Linked DNA regions of Mus musculus: region 1 is linked to region 2. A link is a loop called in an ENCODE intact Hi-C map of the cell type or tissue named here. Cell type or tissue: heart. All regions are shown on one strand. Region 1 has its middle 48 kb from the start of Gm42354. Region 2 has its middle 3.6 kb from the start of Spsb1.

Region 1 (2,500 bases), 120 kb after region 2:
TTCCCACACACCCAAACATGCACACACACGCACATACACACATACACACACACACACACTGACACTTCCCACACACCCAAACATGCGCACACACACACACACACACACACTGACACTTTCCACACACCCAAACATGCACACACACACACTGACACTTCCCACACACCCAAACATGCACACACGCACACTGACACTTCCCACACACCCAAACATGCACACACACACACACACACACACTGACACTTCCCACACACCCAAACATGCACACACACACACGTATGTTATATATATTTAGTTCTCCCAAATGCTCTTCTGGGCATCCTTCACTCATGGGGTCCTGTAGACAGCATGATCTGTGACTGGAGGAATTCTTTCACCAGGCCACCCTCCTCTGTCTGGTACCAATGCGGAGTAAGCCCCATCTGTGTTGGCTTAAAGGCCTTAATTGCCGTCTCCTACTTAACAACTAACAGTGACCAAAAAAGAAAACTACCTCCTAAGAGAAGGTGCCCCACTGTCGGGATGGCAGCTTGCGTCAGTCTGATTGAGAGTGGTACCCAACAGCTTTCTGCCAGGGCCATGTCTTGAGAGGCTGTTTTTGTTTTTGTTTTTTTGGAGGAGGGGGTCTTTTATCTTGTTTTAATCTCTGGCAGGTTTGGGTGTTTGTTTTATGACAGTCTCATGTAACCCAGGCTGGCCTCAAACTTGCTATGTCTTAGGATAACCTTGAACTCGTGCGCCTCCTGAGTACAGCTGCCTGGATTTCAAGCATGCACCATCGTGCCTGACCCCCAGGGAGTCTCTTAATCATGCAGAGTCCCATGCTGTCCTCGAAGGGGCTGGGGCTGGTTTTTAGACCTAAATTGAAATGGAAATACAGGAGAGAGGTCAGTTCCTGTTATACTGATATTGAGGATGTTGCCAAACTCAAAAATTGCTCATTTTCCCAAAGAAAAGTCAGTTCCCCCTAAGGAGATCATTTGGCTCTCTGGTAGGAATGGTGAAGGCTAGGCTTTGGCGTTCTGAACTGTGAGACTCACCAGTGAAGGTGTGCCTGGACAGAGGTCAGGACAGTGATAAAGGAGGGTCGTGGCGCCCTCTGGTGAGAATAGGACCAAATGCACCCAGAGGGCATCCCACTGAGGGGACCTAGCCCCACCATGGGGAAGAACAAGATCCATAGTTCCTCCTGTGGCCACTCAGAGCTCACACCTTCCCTGATGGAGCCACTTAGACATGATATAGATTCCATCCAAGAAAAGAGGGAGGTGTCCATCTTAGAGAGAGAGAGAGATGAACACACTCTACAAGGGCTGAGGCCAAAGGAAAGTCAGGAGACTGAAGGCCTCTTGTTCCCAGGAGCCGCCCACAGTCGCAGGAAAAGAGTCCCTCCTCTGTCCTACCCAGACATTGCCACAGGGGCCATGGGTTTCCTACCAAGCTGTGTCTGCACAGACATCATGGATCATCGAAGTTGAACCCATATCTCTGTACTCCCATAACAAAAGCACACAGGTTGGATGGCTGAATGGTTGGTCCCCAGAAGATTGAGAGGTTCAGAGTATCTGAGAGAGAGCATGGCTTCTACACATCAACACAGGGCTTTCCCCGGCTGCAGAGGAAATGTGCACAAAAGGCCAAAAGAGAGATTTGATCCTTTCATGACCCAGTGGGATGTCTAGAGGAAGTTCCTGGGAGTTCTGTACACATCTGTACACACGCTGCTGGAATCTCTCCAGACTCAGGTTTGCACGCCTTTCCAAATCGACTTCCATCAATGACACACCTGTTAGCACATAGCCTTGGTATGGAGTGCTCTTGGTGGGAACTGAGAGCCATTAGAGATCTGCTATACACACCGTGCAGGTGATAGGTTTCGTGGCAAACCCCACTCCCCCGGATGAGCATCCCAAGATTTCTGGATGGGTCATCCCTGGTGGCTGGAAGGGTTAGGGAAGACAGTCCTCACTATGCCCTGATGTTCACACCTGGAGGAGGCCAGCACTTCCTCCTCAGAGAGAGTCTGAAGGACCATTAGACAACTCTCAGAAATCCATGGGATTCTGCCCTAGCATAGGCTCGCTAGAAAAAACCCACAGGGTGTGTTGGCTTTCAGTATTCATACACCCAATTTTGTACATTATTTTTCTTGAAGTTTAAAAATACTGGCCATCAGACTTGAAAAGGTCTGTGGTGGTTAAATGGGAACATTCCTCAGCTGGGATTTAGAATCGCCTTGGAAATAAACCTCTGGTAAGGACTGTAAGGGAGTCTGTGTTCATCATCGGCCTTCCCTAACACGATGACTGTAATCCTCAAACTGTGAGCCAAGATGGACCCTTCCTCCTTGCATGGCTTCATGCCAAGCATCTTGTCACATCAATGAGAGAAATAACTAATACCAAATCCTTCTATATTTACTGAGAACAAGAAACGGGGCTGTGGGGAAGAGCCTTGGGAGTCTTTGTGAACTATTCCTGGGGGGACACAAACAAACATC
Region 2 (2,500 bases):
AGAACCGGGAGGAGTGTGGTGGAATGCTGTCTTCTTGACATGCATGGCTGCCCTGCCTATGACCTCACTGCCGCGGTGGTTCCTGCACAAGCCCTGTATAAGAGTAAGCCAACCAATGTGATCAGTCCACACTGTAGCGGGTAGCACCAACTGAACTCAGCTGGTTAAAAAATAATAGAAAGAAAAGAAAAAAAAAAAAAAGAGCTCAATACATGTCCATTAAGATCCTCAGATTTTAATTAAAAAAATATCAAGAGACCAGAGGAAGAAATACTCTCAGCAAGTATTTGTTTACACTGTTTAAATAAAGATTTATTGTTCCAGTAAAGGCGTCCATCCCATGGGGAAAATACCCTGAAGGACTGGCAAACATTACTAGTGACAATCTGACAGAGGCACAGCATCCCAGCCGACTGGCTATTATTTTCGTGGAAGAATTATCAGAAAATATTGCAGTAGGAGCTGGAGAGGTAAACTTAGTGCCTAAGAGCACCGGCTGCTCTCTCAGAAGATATGGGTTCAACTCTCAGCACCCACACGACAGACAGCTCACAACCGTTCATAACTCCCAGTTCCAGGGGATCTGGCACCAACTTCTGGCCTCTACCAGTACCAGGCACTCACACAGTACGCTTGTGGACTCGTAGGCAAAACATTCATTGATATAAAATAAAAATAAGTATATCCTTATAAACAAACAAACAACAAAAACCATTGCAATAATGGTTATCGGAAGATCCCCTCTCCCCCTATCCCCATCTCTTGGGAATCTCAAAAAGCCCAAGCTGGTCTTGAACTCACTTTATAAAGGATCATAACATTGAACTTCTGACCTTCTTGCCTCTACCTCCCGAGTGCTGAGTTTACAGGTACATGCCAGCAAGGCCAGGTTTATGTGATGCTAGCTAAGAAGTCTAACAACTAGCTGCATGCCACAGAATGTCCATCTCTCTGTTAACATCTTCTCAGAGTCTTAAGAGCTCCTTTCAAGCCTGGGTACCACCCAAATCCTGGCATAAAGTTCCGGAGCCTTTTCTCTGAATGTTTGATATCGCTATACTGCAATCCCACATATGGCCAGCAGGTGTCACTGTTCAACAACGTGATCCTGCATCAGCACAGGCACAAAGGACAAATGGAGCCTAGTTTGTTTTACCTTGTGAGAGAGATCTGTCTTCTGTTATGGGTAAGGGATGGCCTACATGTACTAATATGCCCGTGTTTGTTCTCTCGGTCTTGGTAGCACTTGCAACACTTTTGTGTCATGGATTGGTCTCACAAATCCTTGGGAATCTTTAAGCTCCTCAACCCCCCTTTTTATTTCATGTTTGTTAAATAAGTGCACACATGTATGAGAACATGTCTCTACAAGCCCTGGGAAACACGTAGAGCAGTTCTATGGGTAACAAAACCAAATCGGCTGGGTAAAGTGAACCCCGCAACCATCCGAGTTAAAATTCCAAACACTCGGCATAATCTCATTTACATACTCCTACTTCTCAGATCATGGGGGAGAGGCGTGGACTGGAGATTCCCGAGAAGCTCCTATAACCGGCCTCGCAGAAATGAAAATATTCCAAAGAGACACTTTTATTTTTCAATTTGACTGTCAGACTATTGAAATAATGGACCCCAAAGAAATGGGAATTTCCCCAGGAATCTCATGCTGGCAGGAGAAAGGACTCTGGCTAGAGGGGGAACTTGTCTCCCAGAAAGATTTCACATAGTTCTAAGAACTCAGACCTCCCTATGGGATGCGGCTGAAGCCCAAGCCATGATGGGCCAGCGGGACCATATTTTGACCGTAACTGCCTAGATACGCGTATTCTTGGTCCCTACCTCACGTCACAACCCCACAGATGAACTTGTGGCATTTATGAGATCTCTCCAGTGTGACCACACCAGATATATCTTCTTTTTCTGCTGCTTTCCACTTTTAATTTGGCTACCTTAGTAGGCTTCTTTTTTTTTTTTTTTTTTTTTTTTTTTTTTTTTTTTTTTAGTTTTTTTGAGATAGGTTTTCTCTGTGTAGCCCTGGCTGTCCTGGAACTCATTCTGTAGACCAGGCTGGCCTCGAACTCAGAAATCCGCCTGCCTCTGCCTCCCAAGTGCTGGGATTAACTTAGTAGGCTTCTTGAGGATAGGTGACCCAACCTGATTTGAACTCATGTTGTAACCCCACATTCGACAACATGCCCAGGCCAGCTAGCCTGGTGTATGCAGCAGTGAGCACTAAAGCCGAGTCTGAGATGCAGCGGATGGCGAGGACCAGTGCCTGAGGTTGTCATGACCTCTGTAGGCACGCTGCTGTATCCACATGTACATTGCATATACTGACATGCACACAAAATTAACTTCAAACAAATCGAGTCTCTGCAGGTTAAGTATCTTGGTCAAGGACACCCAGTGGGTGAACAAAGGTTCTTGGGTTTACGCTAGGCTGGTCTTAATGCAAGGGGCCTCAGAGAAGACAAGGGCCCTGTACCCTTTAAAGAATGGC

What was found. Hi-C counts contacts between places; a loop is a spot of excess contacts. Peaks named below come from ENCODE experiments on the same cell type or tissue, not always from the same donor. Only the 100,000 strongest peaks of a DNase experiment are listed, where the experiment ranks them.
Region 1: a loop joins it to region 2, with 7 times the contacts of the local background. A loop is called at or near these places in 27 of 42 quality-filtered maps.

The regions. Positions count from the first base shown.
Region 1 is chr4:149,837,467-149,839,966 of GRCm38, reverse strand. No RefSeq gene overlaps it. Among named protein-coding and RNA genes, the nearest start is that of Gm42354, 48 kb to the right of the region's middle. In heart, a CTCF peak has its summit at 1,105 (motif pointing left); a DNase peak (open chromatin) is centred at 1,106.
Region 2 is chr4:149,957,370-149,959,869 of GRCm38, reverse strand. No RefSeq gene overlaps it. Among named protein-coding and RNA genes, the nearest start is that of Spsb1, 3.6 kb to the right of the region's middle. In heart, no CTCF peak of the experiment used is centred here; a DNase peak (open chromatin) is centred at 1,079; H3K27me3 peaks cover 348 bases.